2 separate regions of the Homo sapiens genome follow, and region 2 is linked to region 1. Evidence: read pairs that join two places in POLR2A ChIA-PET (ENCODE). Cell type or tissue: Panc1. All regions are shown on one strand. Links, peaks and the distances in the headings refer to the core of each region. The heading gives the core; the rest is flanking DNA. Region 1 overlaps LOC105373061 (a long non-coding RNA gene). Region 2 overlaps FBXO28 (F-box protein 28).

Region 1 (12,597 bases), core at 5,390-7,889:
ATGAAATCAAGAAACATCCAGAAGATGAAATTGACAGTCCTTGGTGACTGACCCATGCTTCTTCCTCACAAATCTAATTATATGTTCAAGTGGTGGTCTTTCTTCCCTGGCTTCACTTCTGGTCCCCTTCCCACTTGGCTTTGATGTGTTGGATGAGTTCTATTTTCTTTTTTTTTTTTTTTTTTTTTTTTTTTTTTCTATTTTCTCTTTATTCATCATCAAAGGGTTTTCTTAGGGAGGGTACATGGCTTTCCTACTTGCTTTCTTCATTCATTTATTCATTCTGGTTTCAAATTAGTTTTTATTTCTACTACCATTTGTGTTAGTCCATTTGTGTTGCCATAAAGAAGTACCCGCGACTGGGTAATTTATAAAGAAAAGAGGTTCTATTGGCTTGTGGTTCTGCAGACTGTACAGGAAGCATGATGCCAGCATCTGCTTGGCTCCTGATGAGGCCTTAGGAAGCTTCCAATCACGGCAGTAGGCAAAGGGAGAGCCGAAGTATCACATGGAAAGAGAGGAGCAGGGAGGTGCCACACTCTTTTAAACAGCCAGATCTTGCTAGAACTCACTCACTATCACAAGGACAGCACCAAGACATTCAAGAGGGATCTGCCCTCATGACCCAAACATTTCCCACTAGGTCCCACTCCCAACATTGGAGATTGTATTTCAACATGAGATTTGGAGGGGACAAACATCCTAACTATATCACTGTTATTGTGCTCATAGTTTAAAGAGATGAGTAATTCTGCAAGCCTTGTTACAAAAATATTGCTTTACCCTGCATCCTTCTTTCCTCAGAGGCAACAATTTTCAAATACTTACACTGCTTTTTTGGTATTTATCTTCCTATTTCTAAATAACATGCTTATATTGTTATTTCTTGGTATTTCAGTGTTAGACATTATCTATTGACTTCCTACCATGAAAGATAAAGATTGAATTTTCTTTCACCACTGCCCCCGCCACCACACCACTACCATATCTATGTACACTTTCCATTGGCCCACTCTATTCTGGTTGGAGCACAATTCCAAGTTTTCATTATAATAACCACTATTTGCAGATGAACTGTGTAGTATATTGTGATTATTTATTCTTTCTTGCACAACTTTTTAATTTCTCTGAGGTTAATAATTGTCTTATTTCCCCCCTCCCCTTGGTTTTCTCTGTAGTTATAACTAATTCAACCACAATCTCTCCCCAACTGCCTAAATCTCTCAACAGTTTCAAGCTCGTCACATATTCTATCATTTTCATCTTTTTGGAGAAATCTTTCCCTGAGATTTCCAACTTACTCCATTTGACTTGGCTGCTCTCTGTGCCTGCTGCATAATTATCTTCCCAGGATATCTCTTCACCATTCTCCTAGGGATGCTTTATGCTTTTCTCTTGAGTTGGAGCTTCTGTTTCTTATATCTTTCTCTCCTTTCATTATCTCCTTTGTTTGGGTGGTATACATCCTTCAGTAGCTTCCTAAGAAACTGTACATAGGAGGTAATTTTTAGACAGTTCATGTCTGAAGATGTCTTCATTTTGCCCTTATGCTTAATTAATATGTGAATTTTGGGCTGGAAATAATTTTTCCTCAGAATTTTGAAAGCACTGCTCCATTTTCTTCTGGATTCTAGACATTTTGACTCTCTACTCTATATATGGCCTGTTTTCTTTTCTGAAATTTTTTATAAACCCCAGTGTTCTTAAATGTCATGTACATGTGTTTTTTTCTGTGGTTCTATTTTCACATATTGTGCTGGGATTAGATGGGCCTTTTCCATCTGAAAACTTATGCCTTTCAGTTCTGATAAATTTTCTTGAATGATGTCTTTGATAATTTCCTCCCTTTGATTTTTTTTCCCAATTCTTCTCTTAGAGCAGGGATTCCCAAACCCCTGGGCTGTGGACTGGTACTGGTTCATGGCCTGGGACCGGTCCATGGCCTGTTAGGAACTGGGCTGCACAGTAGGAGGTGAGCAGCGGGCAAGTGAGTGTTATTGCCTGAGCTCCACCTCTTGTCAAATCAGTAGGAGATTCTCATAGAGGTGTGAACCCTATTGTGAACTGCACATGTGAGGGATCTAGGTTGTGTGCTCCTTATGAGAATCTAATATCTGATGATCTGAGACAGGACAGTTTCACCCTGAAACCATGCCCCAACCCCAACCCCTATCCATGGAAAAATTGTCTTCCACAAAACCGGTCCCTGGTGCCAAGAAGCTTTGGGACTGCTGTCTTATAGAATTCTTGTTATTCAAGTGCTAGGTATTCTTGAATGATCTTTTTATTTTCTTTAAATCTCTACATTCCTATTTCCTGTCTTTTTGTCATTTTGCTCCACTTTCTGGGAAATTTCTTCAACTGTATCTTTCAAATCTTTCACTGAGATTTTCATTTCTGCTAATAATCTCTAAATATCCTTATTTCTTGAATGCAATATCTTCTTATCTTTCTAAGGTTATTAATTACAGTTTTGTGGTGTCTTATTTTCTCTGCAGTCTGTTTCCTCCAAGTTAGGTGTTTTGTTTTCTGTTTGTTGTGGTCTGTTTATCATACTGGAGGTTTGCCTCAGATGCTTGGTGAGTCTTAGATAGCTACTTATATTCAAGAGAGGCACTCTTGCAGGCTGTTTGGAAGATCTGAGCATGTGGGTGGGGCTTATTTGTGGGCTTCATTGTATGATGATCTGGGGTTGGGGGATGGTTTCAGGATGAAACTGGTTCCACCTCAGATCATCAGACATTAGATTCTCATAGGGAGCACACAACCTAGATCCCTCACATGTGCAGTTCACAACAGGGTTCACACCTTTATGTAATCTAACGCTCCTGCTGATCTGACAAGAGGTGGATCTCAGGTGATAACATTTGCTGGCCCGCTGCTCACCTCCTACTGTGCAGCCCAGTTCCTAACAGGCCATGGACCGGTACCATGGAAGGGAGGAATGTCATTGAGGAACCCTTAAAGTTGAAATTATTTGGTATTTCCTCTTGGACTGGTCGGATTCTGTAGAGAAGATGCTCTAATATTTTGTTTGTAAAAAAAAAAAAAAAAAAAAAAAAAAAAAAGGCTGAGCTGGCCAGGCATGGTGGCTCATGCCTGCAATCACAGTACTTTCCGAGACAAAGGTGGGTGGACTGCTTGAGCCCAGGAGTTTGAGACCAGCCTAGGCAACATAGCGAGACCTCATCTCAACAATAAAAATAAATACAAAAAATTTGCCAGGCATGTTGATGTGCACTTGTGGTCCCAGCCACTCAGGAGGTTGAAGTGGGAGAATGGCTTGAGCTGGGGAGGCAGAGGAGCTCAGATTGTATCACTGTACCCCAGCCTGGTTGATGGAGTGAGAACCTGTCTAAAGAGAAGAGAAGAGAAGAGAAGAAAAAAAAAAGAAAAAGACTGAGCTGAGAATACTCCCTTTAATCTCCTGGAAACAGTACGCCAACCTTCAATAGTGCCTTATTGTCCAGATAATATGCCTCCTACTGATGAGGTGGAGCAGAAGCTCCAGGGATCCTACGTGTTCTTAAAACACTCTTCATCCAATCAATCTGCTTTTAGCCCTCCTTCCCCCTCACTTTCAGTAGAACCTCATACCACCAATTCCTGAGCCTTTTAGGACTTGGGGGGTGAATATCAAATTGCTTTTTGGCTTTCCCCATTTCTAGCTTAAGAACTGCTTTCTCAGATGTGCTAGTTAGTTGCCACTTGGTCATCACCTTTTCAAATTCCAAAATTTTATTGCTGTTACGGCTTTTCCATCCTTCTTTGTGAGTTTGTGCCTTAGAAAGAATCTTGTTATGTTGATTCATTAGAGTTTTAGGAGGAAGCAAAAATAAACACAGGGTTCCATCTGCCCTCTTAATTTAGTAGTCCCTCAGCTAGGCTTCCTAGTTAACTCCTTGCATTTCTGGGACTACTTCCTATTTCTTTTTCCTTTAAGACCCATTACTGATTCCTTTTTGCTTCGGACTTTTCTTATAGGATATTTCAACATTAACAAGATGAAATCCAACAGGGATAAACTGTAAGGTTTTATACTTGGAATAAAAACCCTGATTAAACAACCCGGAATAGAAGAGGTGTTGCTTAATGTCCACACGTGGAAAAAACTGTAAGATAAACATGCAGTAATTCAATGATGTGATATGACTGTTCTTCAAATGCTAATTCATAAGTGGGCTGCATTAATGAAGAATAATGCTCAGAACAGGGGAGAGAAGGTGATACTCCCTCTCGCCTTCTTAGTATTTGCTTCTGGATGCTCTGATGTCCCCCACCCCATACTTTAAGAAGGACAATGACAGCATATAACAGAAGCAGACAAAAGTGAATGGGTGGGGTGTGGCATGGCGGTGTGCATTTGTATTCCCAGCTACTCCAGGAGGCTGAGGCAAGAGGGTCCCTTGAGTTTAGGAGTCTAGCCTGGGCAACATAATGAGACTCCATCTCTAAAAAAAAAAGTGAATGGTTGGAGATAGGGTTTAAAGCCTCAGCATATGGGCCAGGCGCGGTGGCTCATGCCTGTAATCCCAGCACTTTGGGAGGCCGAGGTGGGCGGATCATGAGGTCAGGAGTTCGAAACCAGCCTGGCCAAGATGGTGAAACCTTGTCTCTACTAAAAATACAAAAAATTAGCCGGGTGTGGTGGTGGATGCCTGTAATTCCAGCTACTTGGGAGGCTGAGACAGGAGAATCACTTGAACCCAGGAGGCGGAGGTTGCAGTGAGCTGAGATCACACCATTGCACTCCAGCCCAGGCAACAGAGTGAGACTCTGTCTCAAACAAAACAAAACAAAACAAAACAAAACAAAAAAACCTCAGCATATGAAGAATGTTTAAAGCAACTAACGGTGCTTTGCTTGAGACAGAATTTGAGAGGGGAGTGTGAAAAGCTGTCATGTGGGTTAAGGATTAAATTTGGATTGTTTTCCAGGAGGCCAGCATTTGAACTAATGCTAGAAAATACAGAGAGAAAGGTGCCAGTTCAAGATAAAAAAGACCTTTCTTCTGATAAGAGCTCTTTGGAAAGGGCATAGGCTGGCCCGGGAGATACTATTGTCTCTGTCCCTGAAGGATTAGTGGTTGAATTAAGTAACTAAGGTCCTTTCCAGTCCTGTTATTCTATGTCAAGGTCAAAGAATCATTCAGAGCTGAAAGGGCTATAAACGTGATTTAGAAATATATTCCTCATTTTTTTAACAAAGAAATTGAGAGCCAGCTGATCAGTGCCTGAGCAAGTTCTCCAACCAAGTCTTCTAATTCTCCACTGTGCATTCCTTTTGGTCTTCCACACCAGCCTTTTATAGTTCAAACTCCATTTGTTATTTTATAGCCCCTACCATATTTGAACATTTATAGTGAGAGTTTCCTCAAAGAAATGCATGTAATTTTACATACAATGCATTTGTGTTTGTAAAGGATGAAGACTTTCCCAGAATTTATGCACCTCTTACAGCCTCTCAATGCTCAGGTCTTAAATAGATACCAAACGTGTCCTCAGGGCACGGGTGACACTTTCAGCTCAGCAACAGTGACTACATATGTCTGCATATATTTGCCCTATGATCTGAGGTACGTTTTGAGGGCTATGCTTTGAGTTCCCTGACCTGGGTTTGAAAAGTCTTTCACTTGTTAGTGTCCTGACACTGGCTATAACATATGAACCTCATATATATAATATGTAAAATCTAAGGCCTTATGGCAAATCATTTGTGAACATTTGTATGGTTACTGACTCCTTGGCCTGTCTGTCCTCATTAATCATAAACTCTGGGCTTAGCTATTTCAGTCTAACAATGTTTTCATTCTCCCCAGACTGTAAGGATTAGCCTGGTCCAGAAGTCCAAAAATCAGAATTAAGAATTGGGCAGAAGGCAAGGATTTATGCATGCGGAGCAGGTGTTAACGAGTTTGCTGTTGCCAGAGGTCAAGGACAGGCTGGAATCTAGGGGGGCAAGTCACAAGTTAAGGAAAGGCAAAGTTCCAAATCCAGGCAGACAGGGTCAGGCCCAGAGGCCAGCACTCAGAACATGAATGGTAACGTCCTTCTGGGGCACATCAGAAGTCTAGGAGTATATATGGGCATAAACTTGAAAGTCACTTGTCACTGTAATTATCTGCTTAGAGAGGGGATCAGATTCTTGGTAGAGTCTGCTGGCTTAATTAAAAAATAGCTGTAAGAATGCCATACTTCCTTCTAATTAAACATTTAAGGAAAAAACTGCATGGTAATACTCATAGCATTCCTGCCCCAAACAGCAATTACTTCATTTCCTTAAACTTTTACTGGGGAAAACAATTTCACGCTTGGGAGATAGGTAAAGGGTAGTCATGATGATGCATTTTCATGTTGCAGTTTTAGGAACTGATGGGACAGCATTTGAAGCAGCTTTTCATATCTGACCATCAATGAGCCACAACCCCCTAACATTGTTTTATCTTCTTTCTTTTTCTGTGTAGGTAAAAGCAGGATAGCATCTCTCTGTTTGATTAGGCAAGGATCAGGAGGGTATGGTGGTGAACAACCATTGGTGAGCAGTGTTGCTCTGTAGTGACTACATGTCAATTTCTTCATAGGCAGGATGAATGACCACAGATGAAATGCTCTGTAAGCTGTGATGAGGCCACTGAGTCATCTAGTTTGACAGGGTACTATTAAAGTAAATCACACAGTGATGAAAGGAGACCAAAAAAGAAGTACTGACCTTCTTTAGAAACCTTTTCATTTTCTTAGCTTAGGTTCATTTTATTTTTAGGAGGTATAATTGTTCTTTTTGGTCCACTCAAATAGGAGCTTCTTTTCTTACATTTTTTGGCAGGACTTGAATATAATAACCTTATCCTAGGAGACTTCCTGATTACCTTTGAAATGAGAGAGAGGGGGAAGCATAAGACAATTAAAAATGAAAGCCATGGTTGGAAAAAAACTTTTAGAGGTTATTTAATTTAACTCTCCTATGTAGCAGTTTTACTTGAAGCCTGAACTATTTCAGGAAACTGAATTTCTTTCCTTGAAGATTCTCAGGAAAACACTCATAACTATCCTAGACATTTAGGCAAGTACTTAAGAATTGGGTCTTAGCTAAATTCACCCTGGTGTTTCTTGCTTCTAGACAGGATTAAACCCAGTGATAATCTACAGAGCCTTTTTTGTTTTAAATGATTCAATAGGGAAATTAATTCTTAAAGGGAGGCCGGGTGCAGTGGCTCACGCCTGTAATCCCAGCACTTTGGAAGTCTGAGGCGGACAGATCACTTGAGGCCAGGAGTTCGAGACCAGCCTGGCCAACATGGCAAAACCTCGTCTCTACTAAAAAAATACAAAAATAAGCCGGATGTGGTGGTGCATGCCTGTAATCCCAGCTGCTTGGGAGGCTGAGGCAGGAGAATCACTTGAACCTGGGAGGTGGAGGTTGCAGTGAGCCGAGATCACGCCACTGCACTTCAGCCTGGGCAACAGGGTGAGACTCCATCTCAAGAAAAAAAAAAAAAATTCTTAGAGGGGGAAGCTACAAGTTGTACTGCTCAGGCTCCACTCAAATTTTCCTTTGGATCTCATCTTAATGTTGGTAGTACACTTTTAAAACCAGTACTAGGTGCAAAGTTCCTGAGGCAAGAAAAAAAGTTAAAAAAAGAAACAGTACTAGGGCATGTATACAACTGCATAAGGCAATTACAGATGAGGAAACTGAGGTACAGAGAGCCCCGGTATACTATTAGACCATCTGGCTTTTGGGACAAAGATGATGCTTCTTCTCTGGGTAAAGATTTATCCAGATAGTGGTTTCTGCAGATGGAAAATGAGTTCCAGTAGAGCCCTCAGCCTGTGTATGCTCCGTATGATCACAATCTAAAATGTAAAGCTGGTGGTGATTTGTGAGGCTTGGTGTGTGTGCTATTGCTTGGACAATTTTTTTTTTTTTTTTTTTTGAGACAGAGTCTCACTCTGTGGCCCAGGCTGGAGTGCAGTGGCACAATCTTGACTCACTGCAACCTCCACCCCCTGGGTTCAAGTAATTCTTCTGCCTGAGCCTCCTGAGTAGCTGGGATTACAGGCGCCCACCACCACATCTGGCTAATTTTTAGTAGAGATGAGGTTTCACCATGCTGGCCAGGCTGGTCTCAAACTCCTGACGTCAAGCGATTCACCTGCCTTGGCTTCCCGAAGTGCTGGGATTACAGGCATGAACCACTGCACCCAGCCTTGGAATACATTTTTATATTTCAGGGAATTTTTCATGAGAAAAGTTTTTTTTTTTTTTTTGAGACAGGGTCTCGCTCTGTTGCCCAGCCTGGAGTGCAGTGGCGTGATCATGGCTCACTGCAGCCTCAACTTCCTGGGTTCAAGCAATTCTCCTGCCTTGGCATCCCAAGTAGCTGGGACTGTAGGCGTGTGCCTTGATGCTAGCTAATTATGTTATTTTTTTTTTTTGAAGAGACAGAGGTCCTACTATATTACCCAGGCTGGTCTCAAACTCCTGAGCTGACACAATCCTCCTGCCTTGGCCTCCCAAAGTACTGGGATTATAGGCATAAGCCATGGTGCCCGGCCCATAAGGAAAGTTTATAACTGATTTTGAAAAAATTTAAGTAAAAACAGTTAAGAAAATTATTCTTAAAAATGACCAAATAGCAATGGAATTTTCATATATCAACTGCCTGCCTGTGGGGATGGTTTTGTGGTTCACTGAGGTTGCAACTTCCTTGTGCACTTTCACCTTTTACTTCCCTTCACTCTTCTGCCAGAAAGGTGACAGGTGGGGCCTTTCTGGGCAGTGAGAACATACTGTTTACTTTGGCAATCTTACAGATTTCTTACAGAAGGTGATACGATTTTCTTTAGGGTTAGACTTCTGAAGCAATTATTTGACCAGTATCATTTTGTACTTTATGAATCAAGAGCTTAAAAAATAGATTTTCTGAAAAGTCTCTTCTTTCCTTTCTATCTTAGTTTGTCTACTTTCTTTTTCTTTTTCTTTTGAGATGTGGCCCAGGCTACAGTGCAGTGGCACAATCTTGGCTCACTGCAGCCTCTGCCTCCTGGCTTCAAGCGATTCTCCTGCCTCAGCCTCTTGAGTAGCTGGGATTACAGACGCCTGCCACTGCACCTGGCTAATTTTTGTATTTTTAGTAGAGATGGGAGTCTCACCATGCTGCCCAGGCTGGTCTCGAACTCCTGACCTCAGCCTCCCAAAGTTCTGGGATTACAGGCGTGAGTCACTGTGCCCAGCCTCTTAGTTTGTCTTCTACATGGCACATTATCAGAGTTCAAAAAATCTCAGGATTGTCAAAAAAGTGATAATAATAATAATAACAGTAACAACAATAATATCAGACAGACTTCCCAGTCACTGTTCTAAGATGTGTCTAGCATGCTTTTATAAATAAAAAGCCAAGGAAGCTACCCCTGTTGTCTTGGTAAATTGCTTAGCAAATGCTGTGTGCCAGTGGGTACTTTGGAATGAAGATGCCAGCCTTTGCCATTCCTCATTCAAAGTCTATGCCAAACCTCACCTTACATCTCATGTTTTCTGAGCCTCTTTCCTAGGGTTTTGTGTGTCTGAGCTTACTAGAAAACACAGTTGGTTATGAAATCCTTCAAGATTCCCTTCCCTTAGTAAAAGTGCCAAAGTTCTATTACTGTAATAATCTTACAAAAACTAAACTAAAAAACAAACCTGCCCTAAGAAAAGATTTAAATTGCTATTGCTCACAACTAAGAAATCTTTATGAGCTGTGGATAAAGTTTTGTAACAGCCAACAAATATTAGCAGCCATAAGTCCATAAATTAACTATGAAAGTCAATGAATGTGCCTCTTGAATCAGATACCTGATACATTAGATTAGATTGTTTGAAAAAGGAAGGCCTCAAATAACACAAACCAGGAGCCCAGGAAAACATCTTTTCGTCTCCTTTTGTCTAATGTGGGCATTGATAGTCGGGTTCACCCAGGGAGGTGGGAACCCTGGATCCGCTTTCTTTTCCTTCTCTGTTTTCATCCCTCCCATTGTTTCCCTAGCGGGTGCCCAGTGGGTCCTCCGCAGGACTACTCTTCAAAAAGATTTGGCTCTTCAACCAGAGACCAGGAGCTACAAAAAAAAAAAAAAAAAAAAAAAAGAGAGAGAGAGAAAGATAAAGAAAGAAAAGATTTGGCTCAGAATTTACTGTCTTAACTTGGTTTCTTTATTCTATTCTGTCCTTGGGTTGGGCATTTCTGCTCATGTAAGCTCCCTGACTCCTACGTCTAATAAGAGTTTTTCTATTTTCTTTCTCATATCTCTGGATTTAGAAGAGATATCCTCTTTGATTCTTTAGTTGCAGCTCTTGCTCCATCTTACACATTTACCACTGTCTTCCTCATATTTGACTGGCCTCATGTGCAGTGTTACTATACAGTAAGTGCTTTGTAAATATTTGTTGAGATTTGAATGAAAATGAAGTCAGAAAGCTGGAATAGCCTGAGTTTATTACCTGTGAGCTGTGGACAGCTGTAATCTGAGAGACGGCAGGAGACACCTGAGAGGAGCAGCATGAATGCATGATAGGAGTCACAGCCTTGCCCCTCTGATTTCTTATGGTTTTTGGATTTTGTTCCCCCTTGGTAACTAGATGTTACACTTATAAATGTCACATGTATTTCTCAAATCAGAAAGTAGGAACTTAGTAGTTTTAGAAAATCACATGACCCAATTAAAAACCTTCCAAAGCTCAATCACTGACAATATTCAATTAAAATGCTTTATTGGGCTGGGCGTGGTGGCTCACGCCTGTAATCCCAGCACTTTTGGAGGCTGAGACAGGCGGATCACGAGGTCAGGAGATCAAGACCATCCTGGCTAACACGGTGAAACCCCGTCTCTACTAAAAATACAACAACAACAACAACAAATTAGCCGGGCGTGGAGGTGGGCGCCTGTAGTCCCATCTACTCAGGAGGCTGAGGCAGGAGAATGGCGTGAACCCGGGAGGCAGAGCTTGCAGTGAGTTGAGATCACGCCACTGCACTCCAGACTGGGCGACAGAGTGAGACTCTTGTCTCAAAAAAAAAAAAAAGCTTTATTGGTAATCATTTCTCTTAAACTGCAGAATAAAATGGCTTTATGAAAATGTCAGGCATAGAGACGATAATAATGCAACCTTATACTGTATTTATCTGATAATTACCCTATAGGTGATTTAAATGTTTAATAAGTGCCATTTTTGTGTTCTGTGGACTTGCAAGTGTCTCTCTAGGTGAATAATTTGGAGTGGTAAAAGGATCATTTCTCGAAGATGGAAGCAAAACCTCAAGAACACTGAGTAAAAGAAAACCTTTGCAATTCCCAGCAAATCAGAATTGCTCAGAGATCCCATTGCAGCAGTCTGTTTTCTTTGCTTCTTGGAAGAACCGTTGGAGGAGCAGCATTTAACACTGACATGCACACCCTCTTCTAAGTGGGGCGAGGTAGTGGTAGAAATAATGGAATTGAAGGCTATTTCGCCTTTAGAATTGGATTCCAAGTGGGCCGCACAGTGTTCTGTGCAAATGTGCTTTTTAATGTTCATAGGGAGAAAGACACAGACTCGTTAAAAGGAAAATGTAAAAATTTCTGGAAGGGACAAAGGATTAGTAGCCACCTGTGGCCTGATGTAAATTCCTTCCCTGGTACTCTTTTTTAAATTTTTAAATTATTTTATTTTATTTTTTGAGATGGAGTCTCACTCTGTCACCCAGGCTGGAGTGAGCACAATCTTGGCTCACCTTCGCCTCCTGGGTTCAAGTGATTCTCCTGCCTCAGCCTCCTGAGTAGCTGGGATTACAGGCACGTACTACCATACCTGGCTAATTTTTGTATTTTTAGTAGAGACAGGTTTCCCCATGTTGCCCAGGCTGGTCTTGAACTCTTGTGCTCAAGCATTTCACACACCTCAGCCTCCCAAAGTGCTGGGATTACAGGAATGAGCCACCGCATCTGGCCTTTTTAAAAAAAATTAATCTGGAAATCAGCTCCACCTTCCCTGCTACTCTTTAGCCAATTCCTTCCTTCTCTACCAACACTTAGAATCTTTTTCTATATTGGCAACACCCTTTTTCTCCTGTCTATAAACATGTTCATGTTTTCTTCCATCTAAAAAAGCTTTCTCACTTCAGTGAAATTTTTAGGGAAAAATGTAAAAAAATGTAAAAAGAAAAGAAAAAGAAAAAAGAATCTCTCTTCATATTGCATTTCTCTATTTCTTCCTTTATGTCATTGCTTGAAAGAGTAACAGTCTACACAGCGTTTGACATGTAGTGGGGTACTTTATAGTTATAGAATAGCAAAGGCATGCAAGTTGTAAAAACTGTCTTTATAAAGGTTTTGTAAAAAAAAAAAAAATCTTTCCTTGAAAAGTAGACATTGATAAGGAAGAAGAGGAGTTCTGAGCTTTGGTGGTTTTAAAACATGGCCCCCAAATTCTGTGATACTCTTCTCATTGAGAAGTGGAGTCTATGTCACCTCTCCTTGAATCTGGGTTCTGTGCTTATTTGGCTAATGAAATATAGTGGAAGTGAGCAGTGCCAGTCTCCAGGACCAGGTCTTCAGAACCTGGCAGCTTCCACTTCCTGTTTCT
Region 2 (2,500 bases), core at 1-2,500, 58 kb before region 1:
GATAGTGGACTTAAAAATAAACTGAGGTACCCTCTAACACAACCTTGTAGAAAAACACTTCTTGTCTCTGTAGACTCTACAACCTTGTTGATAATTTCTGAGAAGAAATAATTTTTAGCAGCAATATATTTACAAAGACAAAAATTAAGGTCAATTACTGCTGTAACAATTTTCAAGGTTCAGTCAAAATTATTTTACTAGTTTTGCTGCACTGAATCTAGCTAACTTCTAGGGTTTAGATATCTTTCAATAATCTATAAACTCGAATATGAGTGCTGGCTAGTGTAGTATTTAAGTACTGGCTGGGTGATGAGAATAAGAATAACCAGATAGGCCCAATTAAGAAGATCTCACATGACAAAAGATTTGAATTAGGCTTTGAAGGAGGAGAGGGCAAAGATTGCTAAGTTAGATGTAATGGTGTATGCAAAGGCACAAAGTCTGGAATGAACAAACCATTAGCAAGCAAACTACTTCCGAAGACAGATGAGATGTGTGGGCCAAGCTGAGAGGAATAAAATTTCCCATGTTTTGAGTCGAGAAATCAGATAAATAACTTTAAAAAGAGAATGAATGGCCGGGAGCAGTGGCTCACGCCTGTAATCCCAGCACTTTGGGAGGCTGAGGTGGGCAGATCACTTGAGGTCAGGAGTTTGAGACCAGCCTGGCCAACGTGGTGAACCCCCAAATAAAAATTAGCTGGGTGTGGTGGCAGGCGCCTGTAATTCCAGCTACTTGGGAACCTAAAGCAGGAGAATCGCTTAAACCCGGAAGGTGGAGGTTACAGTGGTCCGAGACGGCACCAATGCACTCCAGCCTGGATGACAGAACGAGACTCCGTGTCAGAAAAAAAAAAAAAAAGAGAATGAGTATCCTTCTGCAGAAGTTGGACTTAATAAACAAAAAAGAAGAAAAGAAAAGGAAAAGACCACCCATCTTTTGAAAGATCTGGTATTGGGAGAGCTGGCTGGTCATTTTCTGCAAGCGCTATCATACCAGGACTAAAGACGTGGTTCTGGAAATTTCACTGGAGATAGTGAAATAAATGTACATGAACCCCAAATGAAGTGAAAGATAAGAGAAAAAGGCCTATAAATGGAGCCTCAACTGACATTTATAATTAAAAGCTGATAAAAAGATTAGAGAATAGGAGGTCACAAAGATGGACAAATTAGAATGACACTACACAAGCCAACATCAAAAAGATTTTAAGCATAGCCAGGTACAGAGGCATGAGCCTGTAGTTCCAGCTTCCCAGCTACTTGGGAAGCTGAGGTGGGAGGATCACTTGGGCCCAGGAGTTTGAGGCTGCAGTGTATGATGATCACACCTGCACTACTCCAGCCTGGGCAACATAGCAAGACCTCCTCTCAAAAGAAAAAAAAAAAAAGAAAAATTATTTTAAACATTAGGCAATATTGTAAGGAAAGAACAGTATTTAATGTGGTAGTTTTCCTGTATGTTCAAATGTTCAAGAAGCACTGACTAACCAACAGCACAAAAACACAAGAGATCATACATCTTTCGGCTGGGCGCATCAGCTGAGGTTAGGAGTTCAAGACCACCTGGTCAACAGGGTGAAACCCCATCTCTACTAAAAATACAAAAATTTGCCAGGCATGGTAGCCGGCGCCTGTAATCCCAGCTACTTGGGAGGCTGAGGCAGGAGGGTCGCTTGAACCTGAGGTGAAGGTTGCAGTGAGCCAAGATCACGCCACTGCACTCCATCCAGCCTGGGTGACAGAGCGAGACTCCATCTCAAAAACGAAACAATACAACAAAAGAGACCATATAACTTTTGTTTAGGATTCAGAAAGAAGTCACATCTGGAAAAAAGAAATATACTAAATTTCCCCAGGACAAGCAGTTTAATGATAGCTGCTGATAATGTATGCTAACTTGTAACTCAAATTTTCTCATTTAAAGTGTAGCTCTAAATTTAGGAGTATTTTAATAATTTCCCAAAGCTAAAGGGAAGAAATTTTATTTCCCTAGTAACTACAACCAAACAAAAATCCTAACAATTTGGCAATTTACCCAAGACAGTAAAATAAAATCCTGAAGCCTAATATATGGAGCCTAAAGATGATGACCATGTCAAAAACTATCAGGGCACTGAAAGATTAGGAAAAGTATATACTATAAAAACAAAAGGGAATGAATAGAATAAATCACTGAAGAACAAAGATATAGCTTGGGCTCCTGTTACTCACTGTTCTACTGTAAGAGAATAAATGTAGTTTTCTTAGTTGTGGTCAGTAATGAAAAATTTTCTTTGTTTTTAGATTTGTTGTGCTACCATGGTCCTTCTTAATAATGCAAGACACATAGGCTATACATTTGTGAAATGTGATTTTCCTGTTTAATCTTTAATATCAAGTCTTTTTTTGTTTGAGATGGAGTTTTGCTCTCGTTGCCCAGGCTGGAATGCAGTGGTGCAATCTCCACTCACTGCAACCTTTGCCTCCCGGGTTCAAGTGATTCTCCTGCCTCAATCTCC

The links. Peaks named below come from ENCODE experiments on the same cell type or tissue, not always from the same donor. Only the 100,000 strongest peaks of a DNase experiment are listed, where the experiment ranks them.
Region 2: POLR2A ChIA-PET joins it to region 1 with 5 read pairs; 4 of 35 experiments call an interaction of 5 or more read pairs at or near these places.

The regions. Positions count from the first base shown.
Region 1 is chr1:224,061,766-224,074,362 of GRCh38, reverse strand. It overlaps LOC105373061 (a long non-coding RNA gene), which reads right to left. Exons shown (of 3, transcript XR_001737824.1): 2 at 6,709-6,865; 3 at 1,115-1,487. Among named protein-coding and RNA genes, the nearest start is that of FBXO28, 46 kb to the left of the region's middle. In Panc1, for the core only: no CTCF peak of the experiment used is centred there; a DNase peak (open chromatin) is centred at 6,612.
Region 2 is chr1:224,124,004-224,126,503 of GRCh38, reverse strand. The region is part of intron 1 of FBXO28 (F-box protein 28); the gene reads right to left. Among named protein-coding and RNA genes, the nearest start is that of FBXO28, 11 kb to the right of the region's middle. In Panc1, for the core only: no CTCF peak of the experiment used is centred there; no DNase peak of the experiment used is centred there.